3 separate regions of the Homo sapiens genome follow, and regions 2 and 3 are each linked to region 1. A link is a contact called in ENCODE Hi-C or POLR2A ChIA-PET data. All regions are on one chromosome and are shown on one strand. The core of a region is the stretch at or near the end of the contact, and the rest is flanking DNA. Distances in the headings are between cores, read along the strand shown. Region 1 holds the start of ZCWPW1 (zinc finger CW-type and PWWP domain containing 1). Region 2 holds the start of ZSCAN25 (zinc finger and SCAN domain containing 25). Region 3 holds the start of ATP5MF-PTCD1 (ATP5MF-PTCD1 readthrough).

Region 1 (4,073 bases), core at 847-3,346:
CTAATAGCAGTTTCCTCCCTCCCTCTCACTTTTTCTCCCTCCCTCTCTCCCTCCTTTACTCCTTCCTCCCTCTTCCCTCCCTCTCTTCCTTCTTCCCTCCTTCTGTCTCCCTTTGTCCCTCCATCCCTTCCTCCCCCTCCTTCTCTCCCTCCCCCTCCTTCCTTGCCCTCCTCCCTTTCTCTCTCCCTCTTCCCTCCCTCCTCCCCCTCTCCTTTCTCCCCCTCCTCCTTCCCTTTCCTCCCCCTCTCCTTCCTACCCCCCTCCCCCTCCTCCCTTCCCTGCTTCCCCTCCTTCTTCCTTCCTCTCCCTCCCTCCCTTCTCCCTCCCCCTCCTCCCTCCCCTTTCCTCCCCCTCCTCCCTTCCCCCTTTCCTCCCTCCCTCTCTTCTCCTTCCCTCCCTCCCGTTTCCTCCCCCTCCTCCCTCCCTCCCCTTTCCTCCCTCCCTCTCTTATCCTTCCCTCCCTCTCTCTTCTCCTTCCCTCCCTCTCTCTCTTCTCCTTCCCTCCCTCCCCTTTCCTCCCCCTCCTCCCTCCCTCCTCCCTTTCCTCCCTCCCTCTCTCTCTTCTCCTTCCCTCCCTCCTTCCTTCCTCCCCCTTCCCTCCCTCCTTCCTTCCTCCCCCTTCCCTCCCTCCTTCCTTCCTCCCCCTTCCCTCCCTTGCTTTCTTCCTTCGTGTTTGTGCACAAGCTCAGCAAGCCCGATTTAAAACTTTTAACAAGAAAGAAGAGGCGGGTGGATCACCTTAAGTCAGGAGTTCGGGACCAGCCTGGCCAATACGGTGAAACCCCGTCTCTACTAAAAATACAAAAAAATCAGCCGAGCACGGTGGCGCGTGCCTGTAATCCCAGCATTTTGGGAGGCCAAGGTGGGCGGATCACCTAAGGTCAGGAGTTCGAGACCAGCCTGGCCAACATGGAGAAACCCCGTCTCTACTAAAAATACAAAATTAGCCGGGCACAGTGGCGGGCGCCTGTAGTCCCAGCTCCTCGGGAGGCTGAGGCAGGGGAATCGCTTGAACCCAGGAGGTGGGGGTTGCAGTGAGCCGAGACTGCGCCACTGCACTCCAGCCTGGGCGACAGAGCGAGACAGTCTTTAAAAAAAAAAAAAAAAAAGCCCCAATTCCAAATCCACCTGCAATCCAAAGGGAAGAAGTTTTGCAGAGAAGTTCTTCCCATTTGTGGGGCGCTCCCATTTTTCCTCTCTTCCCTCACCCCTTATTCTCTCTCAGGGATAGCGGTTCAAGTCGGTGTCCCTGAGCCACACGTCCCCCTCTCTCTTCCCCGTCCCCTCCCTTCCTTCCTCCCACCATGAGGGAATCTCCCCTCCACCCCCACTCCTGCCGAGGCCCCGTGATCCTTATTCTCACTCATATCGTTGGTGCCCGCCAGGAGACTGGGCTATTTTTTTTTTGTCTGTTTCTTGGGGGCGACAGATTCTGAGGAAAAAGGGCGAAGGGCTGGTTGTCGCCCTGAGAAAGTTTCTCCTCAGGCAACGGGTGCCAGGACTGGCAGCGCCTAGCACCTTCACCTACAACCAGAAACTAGCTGGCTACCTTCAGGAGCAAGGAGGACCTAAAGGCGATGGGCGGAACCAGCTGCCGCAGCGACTCCGCAAGCCCCTCACACCTCAACCCAGGTTTCCCGCCACCAAGAAAAGGCACGAGGACGCCCTGAGCACTAGCTCCACCCGAGGGCGGTGCGCTCGCGGGGCCGAGGCGCATGCGCAACTGGAAACAGCGTCTGCGTTTCCGCAGCTGAGGTAAATCCGCCATCTTCCACCCGAACGTCCCGGGAAAACTACAAATCCCAGAATCCTCTTTGGTGTCACATATTTTTAGGCGGCGGCCGCGGCGCCTGATTGTTCCTGAAGCACATCTACTAACTTTTCTGTTTCAGACTGCCTTTTCCTCCCTCTTTCCGTTCTCTAATTCCTCCTCTTCCTGCTGGTCTCCTTCACGCCCTCACCTTAGGATTTTGAGACTCTCCTGGACCCCACTGTCACCCCTGCCGCCCTGTCCTCGGCCCAGCACTCCGCTGGCAGGGAGACCGGGCGGCGCATCTCCCCGGGAAAACGGCGTAGACTCGCTTCTTCCTCATTGGCAGAAGCTGGGGGGGCCCAGCGCGGACCGAACCCCCGTCCCCGCCCACACTCGCTGGTATATAAGTCGGCGTGGCGCCGCGGTGGGTGTTGAGAGGCCCGCGAACTGACGGGCCAGTGAGCGGGCGTCGGGAGTGGGCGGATGCGTTGGGGTTCGGGTCGTGGGTGTTGAGGCGGAGAGGAAGGCGTGGTGTGGCGTCTCCAGGTGATTGCGATTGGGGGAAGGTAGAGGAGCCAGAGAACGACTCAGCCGTTTCGGGGGAAGAGGAAGTTGGACAACATCGGCTGTTTTAGTGCTTTTTATTTTTCCCCAATTCAGCAGAGAATATTTTCAAGGGGGGTGAGTTATAATGACCTATCGCGTTTTACTGAGCCCAGTTCCACTCCCGCCCTTCCTTGGCTTTGTAGGGTCTCCCCTCCGCTCCCTCGGAAGCGCTTCTAAGAAGGTGGGCAGAGGGGGGGAGGTTTGCTACCAACAGCTCATGAATAATTCATGAGCCCCGCCCTTCGTCAGGAAGCCCCGCCCCTCCGGATCGCGCTGACGCACGCTGCGTTTACCAAACTTAAGGAAGCGACGTCACAGGCCCAACCCCTAAGACGGGGGGCGGGGCGCCAGTTTCAGCACGTGCTGCCTCTACCCGCGCAAGCCCAAAAGGGTGTGCGCAGGCGCTGCCCACTAGGGGGGAGGAAGGAGGCGGGGTGGGGAGGTTGTTGGATTTAGAGCCGGGCGGAGACCGCTGAGACTCATTCCTCAGGAACAAGGGTCGGGTGTCAAGGAGACCTTTTCACACCAGCTCCCGTCCCCCGCCTACGGTGGGTGGGATCGCGCGGCAGAGACAAAGGAGATCAGTAGGGCCGGACATAGCTGCGCAGGGAAGTAGGGTGTCAGTTTGGGGTGGTGGGCTTTTGCGGGGGCTGTGGGGGGGTTATATTTAAACTCCCAGAGCCGTTAAGTTGGTTCGTAGTCTGATGCGCGCGCAACCAGGGTGGTGGCGGAGTGCGCATGCGTGGTTCCCGGGCGAAGGGAACGCGCGCTCACCGTGCGCGCTCGCGGCCGGGTGGTAGTGGCGGAGGAGAAAGGGGTCGGCGCACGCGCGGTTGAGTCCTCGAGTAGTTCGGGTCTCGCGGGCCTCTTGTTTTGGTCTCGCGGGCTAGTAGGGCGCACTTGGCGGGGAGGCGCTTGGGCGCGAGACTAGGCGTGAAGAGCAGAGCTGCGCGCGCACTCGGGAAAGGGGGGAAGGGAGCAGGGTCCAGGCAGGGGGGGTTAGGCCCCCTGATCCCCCTCGTTACCCCGACTGGCACGGAATAAGGGGAGGAAATGATCGAGATGGCGGCGGAGAAGGAGCCGTTTCTGGTGCCGGCCCCGCCGCCGCCGCTCAAAGATGAGTCGGGCGGAGGGGGCGGCCCCACGGTGCCACCGCACCAAGAGGCCGCCTCTGGGGAGCTCCGCGGCGGGACGGAGCGTGGTCCGGGTCGTTGCGCGCCATCTGCGGGGTCCCCAGCCGCTGCGGTCGGTCGGGAAAGCCCCGGGGCCGCGGCCACCTCCTCCAGTGGTCCCCAGGCGCAGCAGCACCGAGGGGGCGGCCCCCAGGCGCAGTCGCATGGGGAGGCCCGCCTGTCGGATCCCCCGGGGCGAGCCGCTCCCCCGGACGTGGGGGAGGAGCGCCGGGGAGGGGGCGGGACAGAGCTGGGTCCCCCTGCTCCTCCTCGACCCCGCAATGGCTATCAGCCCCACCGGCCACCTGGGGGGGGCGGGGGCAAGAGGAGAAATAGCTGTAATGTAGGGGGAGGCGGGGGAGGCTTCAAACATCCGGCCTTCAAGAGGCGCAGGCGGGTGAATTCGGACTGTGACTCTGTGTTACCCTCCAACTTCCTCCTGGGGGGCAATATCTTTGATCCCCTGAACCTGAATAGCCTCCTGGATGAGGAAGTGAGCCGCACTCTCAACGCGGAGACCCCTAAGTCATCCCCCCTTCCGG
Region 2 (3,997 bases), core at 231-2,730, 810 kb before region 1:
CATATCGGTAAATTCTTTTAAAAGATCGATCTAGAATATTTGGAAAAAATCAAATAGAAATTCTAGAAATGGAAAAAATATATTAATTAAAACAAAAATATGGGTGGCCAAGTGGGGAGGATTGCTCGAGCCCAGGAGTTTAAGACTAGCCTGGGCAACATAGTGAGACCCTGTCCTTACAAAACATTTTTTAAAGATTAGCTGGGTGTGGTGGCTCATGCCTGTAGTCCCAGCTATTTGGGAAGCTGAGGTGGATTGCTTGAACCCAGGAGTTGGAAGCTGTAGTGAGCTATGATAGCACCGCTGTACTCCAGCCTAGGTGACACAGCAAGACCTCGTCTCTTAAAAAACAAAACAAAACAAAACAAAAAAACAACAACTGTGGATTTTGTAGCACATTAGAAACAGCTGAAAAGTGGATTATTAATAAAAAGGTGAAGACATAAACCCAAGTCAAATATGGGCAGACAAGAAAAATATGAAAGTGGGACAGAGACATGGAGGATAAAGTGAGATGGTCTAACACCTATGTTATATTCTAGGAGTTCATTTACTCTATAAGTGTATATTTTTAGCAAATATTGTACCAGACACTTTGCAAAGTGCTGGAGAAGAGTAAGACAAGAGGGTTTCCTGTTTCCTGAGTGGATTCTGGAGTAACACTGGGCCACCCAGTTGAGACAGACTGCCTTCAGGCTGGACGCGGTGGCTTGCGCCTGCAGTCCTAGCACTTTGGGAGGCCAAGGGGGGAAGATCGCTTGAGTCCAGAAGTTGGAGACCAGATTGGGCAACATAGAGAGATCCCCCTCTCTGCAAAAAATTGAAAAAAAGTCCCAGCTACCCAGGAGACTGAGGTGGGAGGATTGCTTGAACTCAGGGCTTCGAGGTTGCAGTGAGCTATGATCTCACCACTGCACTCCATCCTGGGAGACAGAACAAGACTTCTCTCTCTCTTTCTCAAAAAACACAAACAAACAAACAAACAAAAACCCCCCACAAAAAACAGCTCCGATGCTGGCTCCTCCAGGAAGCCTTCCCTGACTACACATACACACACGCACGCACACTACCCGGGGTCAGGAGCCTCTTAAGTGAGCCGGTTAGATCCAGTGCGCCCCCTATCTCCTCTGCCCCTACGCCTCGCGCAAGGCCCTCGCAGCCGGAATAGTCGCGCATTGACCGACTGGACTCTAAAGCCCCTTGGGGCAGGTGCTGTGTCCAGTAGTGTATCTGGCGATGCACCGAGTCCTTTCCACGGAGGGCAAGCAGGTGAAATGGCACGGAAGTGGAAGGGGCCTAGCCACAGAGCGCCTCGAGCTGGGCAGTCAATCCTGGGGAAGCCCTGGTGGTCTTCGCCTCGCCGGGTTCGGAACAGCAGGCTGGGATCAGCAACCATCGAGACGCATCCGCCGAGACCTCCGAGCATCCTAGAGAGGACACGGAAGCGAGTCTTTCCTTACGCACCTGTCTAACAGCGTCCGCAGCTCACTTCCGGACCGCGGATAGCACTGGCGACCCTAGCGGGTGAGAGGCCCTTCAGGGCCGCGGCGGGTGAGAGCCTCTTCAGGGCCGCAGCGGGTGGCGGGCGAAGTGGTAAACGGGCGCGGGGACGGGTTTTGGTGCCGCTACGGGGCTCGGCGGCAGCGGGGTTGCAGTAGAGCCCGTCTCCCTCCGCTCAGCCCCGGCTGAGGGCGGCAAGTCTCTCAGGAGCTGCCTTCAGCGGCCCCGAGGCCCTGCGGGTCTGGACGCTGAGGGGCCGCCGCGCTGTAGGCTCAGGTAGGAGCGAGGCTGATCCCGCTCTGCCAGGCTTGGCTTAGTGCAGGGCTGGCCACGAACCCGAAGAGATCTTGAACCAAAGCAGAACTCTGTGCAAAGTGAAAGTAATCACATAGGACACTTATTTAAAGAATAGTGATGAGCCAGCCTGGTCAACATAGCGAGACCCTGTCTCTACAAAAATTGAAAAGTAGCCGGGCGTGGTGGCACGCGCCTGAGGTCCCAGCTACTCGGGAGGCTGAGGCAGGAGGATCGCCTGAGCCCAGGAGTTCAAGGTTGCACTGACTTACATTCATGCCGCTGCACTCCAGCCTGGGCAACATGGGGAGACCCTGTCTCTACAAAAATAAATAATTAGCTGGTCATGGTGGCACTCGCCAGTAGTCCCAGCTACTCGGGAGGCTGAGGTGGGAGGATCGCTTGATCCTAGGAGGCAAAGGCTGCAGTGATCGCACCACTGGTCTCCAGCTGGGGTGATAAAACCCTGAGATCCTGTCTCAGAAACAAAACAAAAGAGTCACAATGGGTGGGGGGAGATAAAGAATAGCAATGGGGCAATTTCTATTTGTCAAATGGCAGAGATAAAAGATGAATGAGGATCTTTCTTGCCTCCAGGGAATCTGTTAGAGGGAGACACATGGGTAAACATTTGCACTGTAGTGCATTAAATGCACTAGTGGAGTGAACCAATGCAATAGCTAGAAAGGAATGAAAGAGAAATCTCAATGTTGCAGAGTCAATGAATAGACTGAAAATATAAACTTGGTTTAAGTGGGGGTAGATAAATACACAAACTCACAATAGAATATTTAGCAGAAGCTTTGGGGTGTGCCTCCTGCCAGCTGCCCATTCTCTGCTCCAGTCAGGTGATCTTTCCGTTTTCTGACAAGCAGGATCTCCTTCCCCTGGTGCTTTGGACTTCCAAGTCTGTCTTCCCAGTCTAGGTCTTCCGCATAATCCACTTGGAGGTAAATAGGACTCATTCTCCAGTCTACTTCAAGCCTCTTCTTTTCCTTGAGTACTTGGACTTAGATTAGTTTTCTCTCTTTTTGACTTCACATTTTTTTTTCAATCTGTACCATGTATTTTGGGAGGCAGTTATCATCTAGTCTCTTTTTTTTCTTCTGAGAAGTAGGAGGAGTAGCACTCATCCTACAGAAGTGTTTTAAGTATTAGATGAAATATGTGTTCACATGCTTTCTAAAGAGTAAAGCCTGTACAAGTTAGAAATCTTTAGGTCATTTGTCATAATGGTATATATGTTGCTCCATTGTCTTTTTCAGGTTGAGCGCACCATCACATCTAAGCCATCAGCAAGTTTGTTGGTTTTAATCTCCAAAATACGTCTTGATTTTGTCTGACTCTTTGCCACCACCCTGATCTAAGCCCTTATCATCTGCTTGAATCACTGTAAGTGCCATTTCCCTCTTGCCACCTCTAGCCTATTCCCTGTCAACACACAGGCAGAATGACTTTTATAAAACATGTAGTTCCTCGCTAAAGTAAGAAATAAGAATAAAGTTCATAATTCTTTCTGTGGCGCAGGCTCTGGGTGATCTGGTTTCTGTCTGCCTCTGCCACCTCTTCTGGTGCAGCTCTGCTCGTCACTGCTGAAGCCACACTGGGATATGGCTTGTTCTTGGACACCCAGAGTAATTTCTTAGCCTCAGGGCTTTTGCCTGGAATGCTCTTAGAATGACTGACTCATTCTCATCCTTGAGTCAGCCTGGTATCATGTCTTTAGAAAAGCCTTCTTCAAGTCAGTTGCCCCCTGTTAACAGAGCACCCTACTTATTTTCTTTCTAGAACTTGTCTCCACTTGCAGTTTTTAAAAGAGTTGCTTCCATTTGACTTTTTCTGTCTGCTGTACCAGCATATGAGTTTCAGGAGGGTAAGCTCCCAGTGTGTCTTGTTTTCTATTTTATTTGTTGTTTCTGCCTGCCTCTTGTGTGTGTATATGTGTGTGTTTGTGTGTTGCATGTATGTTTCCTTTAGTATTGGAAGAGTAGGCCCTGGTGACTCACCCAGTTATAACCCATTATATATTATTCTCTGATTGTAGTGTTATTCTCCAGTGAGATCCTAAGTTATTTGTGGGTATAAAAGCAAAATCTTAGACATTTTCTGTTTAGTCTCTGTACCTAATAGTTGCTTAGCAAATGATTACTATGTTGAATTGACCTGACTTTTGGGATCTGTGTTCAGTCTTTTGAAAATGCCT
Region 3 (4,131 bases), core at 1,011-3,510, 960 kb before region 1:
TGCTGCTAATTCATATTTCCCTCACTTTATGTGCTCATGAAATACTGTCTTTGTCCTCTGGTGACAGACACTACCTAAAAGATCATCAATACCTAAGAGACATGGACTCCAATTTCTTCACCGGGGGTGATGCTGAATAGGCCAGGCATGTGACATGACCCTGCCTAAAGGTCACAAAGTAAAGGCTGGGATGACCAGCTCACACCGACTGAGTACTCACTGTGGGCCACGCAGCGTTCCAAGTGTCTTTCACATGCTAAATCGATTGATCCTTAGTTCAGAGCTCTTGACCACAGCCCTATGCTTAAACAAAATGCCCCAGTGTTCACTTTTCACAGGTTGTCTCCTTAACACAACTACCGTGTACGACGAATGCTATTATGCCCATTTTACTGAGGGGAAAACAGCTTCCCTCTCATCTATTCTGAACCCCTCTTCATTTCTCTAGGCTGAGATTAAGAATACAGAGGCCGGAGGCCGGGCGCAGTGGCTCACACCTGTAATCCCAGCACTTTGGGAGGCTGAGGTGGGCAGATCACAAGGTCAGGAGATCGAGACCATCCTGGCTAACACAGTGAAACCCTGTCTCTACTAAAAATACAAAAAATTAGCTGGGCGGGGTGGCGGGCGCCTGTAGTCCCAGCTACTCAGGAGGCTGAGGCAGGAGAATGGCGTGAACCCGGGAGGCAGAGCTTGCAGTGAGCTGAGATCGCGCCACTGCACTCCAGCCTGGGCGACAGAGCGAGACTCCATCTCAAAAAAACAAACCAGAGGTCAGGCGCAGTGGCTCACGCTGGTAATCTCAACACTTTGGGAGGTCGAAGCAGGTGACTCACTTGAGGTCAAGAGTTTGAGACCAGCCTGGTCAACGTGGCGAAACCCATCTCTACTAAAAATACAAAAAAAAATTAGCCGGGCGTAGGTACTGGTGTGTGCCTGTAATCCCAGATACTTGGGAGGCTGAGGCAGCAGAATCATTTGAACCTGGGAGGCAGAGGTTGCAGAGACGAGATCAGCTACTGCACTCTAGCCTGGGCGACAGCGTGAGACTCCATGTCAAAAAAAAAGAATACAGAAACGCAGTGGCTCACACCTGTAGTCCCAGCACTTTGGGAGGCCGAGGTACATGGATCACCTGAGGTCAGGGGTTCAAGACTAGCCTGGCCAACGTGGTGAAAGCCCGTCTCTACTAAAAATACAAAAATTAGCTGGGCATGGTGGCCTGCGCCTGTAATCCCAGCTACTCGGAGGCTGAGGCTGGAGAATCGCTTGAACCCAGGAGGCAAAGGTTACAGTGAGCCGAGATCACACCATTGCACTCCACCCTGGGCGACAAGAGCGAAACGCCATCTCAAAAAAAAAATGATAAAAAAAAACCAGAAACTGAGCTAAGACACACATGTGTTAATCAAAACTCTGCCACTATCAGGCTGTGTGACCTCAGAGAGGCCACACCACATCCCGAACAGTTATTTCCCTCATCTGTAAAATGGAATCGACTTTCCCAACAAGGACTCTCTGACAAGGCTACTATGGAGCATCTAGGGCTAACTATTCAAAAACAAACAAACAAAAATCATCAGTGTGCACAGCGGGATGAATGTAGCGATTTACACATGGGTGTCTCGGAAAAGCCTGCTAGTCATAAGGCCGTCCTAGAGAATAAAGTTCATTTACCACGAATCCTCAGGTTTGAATACCAGCTCAGCCCTCGCACGAGTTGTGACCTTGAACAGGTCACCTCGCCTCTCTGATTCAACATATATGCATCGAACCTTACATGGTATCAGGTACAGTCCTAGTCCTGAGCTCCTCCTGGAGCTTCATCTGAGCTTAAGCCTTGGGAAAAAAGGGCAAAAGCTGCGCCTAACATTCAAGTGCAAAGCAACTGGGTCGCAGCGGGAGAGGGAAGCGGCTATTTCTTAGCGGAAAGAGGAACAGTGGCCCAAGGCGGCGCATTCCCAGGCCCAGAAGCGCGTGCCCCAGATGCCTTCACCCTCCACGCCTAACCCGGTTGGCGCAGGCCCTGGGCAGCAGGAAGGCGCGCCTGGGCAGGCGGAGCGGGGTCTGGCGCGCCTCAAGTGAGGTCGTGGCGAAGTGCCTGAGCAAAGGGCAGGCAGCTCCGCAGCTTCCTTCTCTCCCAGTGTGGCTCTGGACCCTGGACCCTGGCTCCTGCTTCCACCACGGAGTCCAAACAGCCTTACCTGGGGCCGGACACTCACCAACTGACGCCATTTTGGAGTCCTGGTGTCCGCTGTGCCGGACCGCGCGAGGGCTGCTGGGTAGGGAATGCACGCCCCATCCAGGGGCGTAGAGCAGAGGCTCACGGGAAGCAGGTCACAACTGCGAACACCCTGGAACTACTAGAAGGCCATGAAGCGAAGGGCGAGGTGCCTGGACAGCAAAAATCCGAGGGTCCTGCAGTTAGAGAGAGGGGCGCCTCAGCCTGGGCTCTCTACCTTAAAAGGTGGGAAGAGGCCGCGCTGGGACTACAAGCGTGCACCAGCACAGCAAGCTAATTTTTGTATTTTTAGTAGAGACAGGGTTTCACCATGTTGGCCAGGCTGGCCTTGAACTCCTTTCCTCACGTGATCCCCCCGCCTCGGCCTCCCAAAGTTCTGGGGTTACCGGCGTGAGCCACCGCGCCCAGTCTATTTTTATTTTTATTTTTTACTTTTCAGACGAGCATTTACTTTTCAGACAGTGGCTTGATCACGGCTGACTGCAGCCTTGAACTCCCGGAGTCAAGCGATCCACCCATCTCAGCCTCCCAAGTAGCTAGGACTACAGGCTCACATCACCACTTCCAGCTTTTTTTTTTTTTTTTTTTTTTTTTTTTTTTTTTTGGTGGAAACAGTGTGGTGAGGAGTGGGGGTAGAGGCTCTCTATTTTGCTCAGGCTGGTCTTGAACTCCTGGCCTCAAGCGTTCTTCCTCCACCTCCGAAGTAGCTGGGACTACAGGTGCACGCCACCACGCCCAGCTAATTATATTTTGTAGAGAAGGCGTCTCCCTATGTTGCCTAGACTGCTCTTAAACTCTTGGCCTCGAGCGTTCCTCCTACCTCGGCCTCCCAAAATACTGGAACTGCCGGCATGAACCACACTGCCCGGGCTACTTCAATTTTGATTATTTTAATTAATTTATTTATTTATTTAGAGACAGAGTCTCGCTCTGTCACCCAGGCTAGAGTGCAGTGGCGCGATCTCGGCTCACTGCCAGCTCCACCTCCGGGGTTCACTCCATTCTCCTGCCTCAGCCTCCCGAGTAGCTGGGACTACAGGCGCCCACCACCACGCCTGGCTAATTTTTTGTATTTTTTTGTATTTTTAGTAGAGACGGGGTTTCAACATGTTAGCCAGGATGGTCTCAATCTCCTGACCTCGTGATCCACCCGCTTCGGCCTCCCAAAGTTCTAGGATTACAGGCGTGAGCCACCGCGCCGGGCCTCCGATTTTTAAAACAACCTCGAGAGCAGGTCTTGTAGTCATAACTTGCCAAATAAATGCCACCCTCGTTCAGTTCATTCTGCTACATTTCTTGTTTCAGAGGTGGCATTGTGGGGCTCCTCCATGTCTGCTTCCCTTCTCCCCAGGCAGTGAAAATCGCATATACAATTATAGGTGTGTGAAAGCACGGCCAGCATCGCCAGTGGGAATTAAAAATGGTTAAAAAAACAAAACAAAACAAACAGGCCAGGTGCGGTGGTTCACGCCTGTAATCCTAGCACTTTGGGAGGCAGAGGTGGGCGGATCACTTGAGGTCAGGTGTTCAAAACCAGCCGGGCCAACATGGTGAAAATACGAAAAAAATTAGCTGAGCGCGGTGGCAGGTGCCTGCAATTCCAGCTACTTGGGAGGCTGAGGCAGGAGAATCACTTGAACCTGGGAAGTGGAGGTTGCAGCGAGCGGAGGTCAAGCCACTGCACTCCAGCCTGGGCGGCAGAGCAAGACTCTGTCTCAAAAAAAACAAAAAACAAACAAACAAAAAAAAACCAGGCTGGTCGCGGTGGTTCACGCCTGTAATCCCAGCACTTTGGGAGGCCAAGGTGCGCGGATCACCTGAGATCAGGAGTTCGAGATCAGCCTCCTCAACATGGCAAAACCTCATCTCTGCTAAAAATACAAAAAGTA

The links. A loop is a pair of places that touch in the nucleus more often than their neighbours do. ChIA-PET counts read pairs that join two places held with the same protein, here RNA polymerase II (POLR2A). Pooled maps may share reads with other maps.
Region 2: a loop to region 1 is called in a map of naive thymus-derived CD4-positive, alpha-beta T cell, with 11 times the contacts of the local background. The contact joins the promoter of ZSCAN25 here to the promoter of ZCWPW1 in region 1. A Hi-C loop is called at or near these places in 1 of 168 maps with a recorded cell type or tissue (naive thymus-derived CD4-positive, alpha-beta T cell), 1 of 37 single-sample maps with no recorded cell type and 7 of 50 pooled maps. POLR2A ChIA-PET finds 5 or more read pairs at or near these places in 2 of 52 experiments (CD4-positive, alpha-beta T cell and activated naive CD4-positive, alpha-beta T cell).
Region 3: a pooled map shows a loop between it and region 1 (5-fold over the local background). The contact joins the promoter of ATP5MF-PTCD1 here to the promoter of ZCWPW1 in region 1. A Hi-C loop is called at or near these places in 1 of 168 maps with a recorded cell type or tissue (naive thymus-derived CD4-positive, alpha-beta T cell), 2 of 37 single-sample maps with no recorded cell type and 12 of 50 pooled maps. POLR2A ChIA-PET finds 5 or more read pairs at or near these places in 7 of 52 experiments (B cell, CD4-positive, alpha-beta T cell, activated B cell and 2 more).

Annotation. Positions count from the first base shown.
Region 1 is chr7:100,426,607-100,430,679 of GRCh38, forward strand. It overlaps ZCWPW1 (zinc finger CW-type and PWWP domain containing 1), which reads right to left and starts at 2,097. Exons shown (of 18, transcript NM_001386010.1): 1 at 1,962-2,097. MEPCE (methylphosphate capping enzyme) reads left to right here and starts at 3,225. Exons shown (of 4, transcript NM_019606.6): 1 at 3,225-4,073. The coding sequence starts at 3,413. RefSeq lists silencers at 1,575-1,624, 3,445-3,914 and enhancers at 1,785-2,014, 3,035-3,174, 4,045-4,073.
Region 2 is chr7:99,615,466-99,619,462 of GRCh38, forward strand. It overlaps ZSCAN25 (zinc finger and SCAN domain containing 25), which reads left to right and starts at 1,481. Exons shown (of 8, transcript NM_145115.3): 1 at 1,481-1,551; 2 at 3,060-3,186; 3 at 3,583-3,667. RefSeq lists enhancers at 627-1,606, 1,197-1,516.
Region 3 is chr7:99,463,907-99,468,037 of GRCh38, forward strand. It overlaps ATP5MF-PTCD1 (ATP5MF-PTCD1 readthrough), which reads right to left and starts at 2,261. Exons shown (of 9, transcript NM_001198879.2): 1 at 2,223-2,261. The coding sequence starts at 2,235. ATP5MF (ATP synthase membrane subunit f) reads right to left here and starts at 2,261. Exons shown (of 4, transcript NM_004889.5): 1 at 2,205-2,261. The coding sequence starts at 2,235. RefSeq lists enhancers at 1,430-2,047, 2,048-2,663, 2,330-2,449.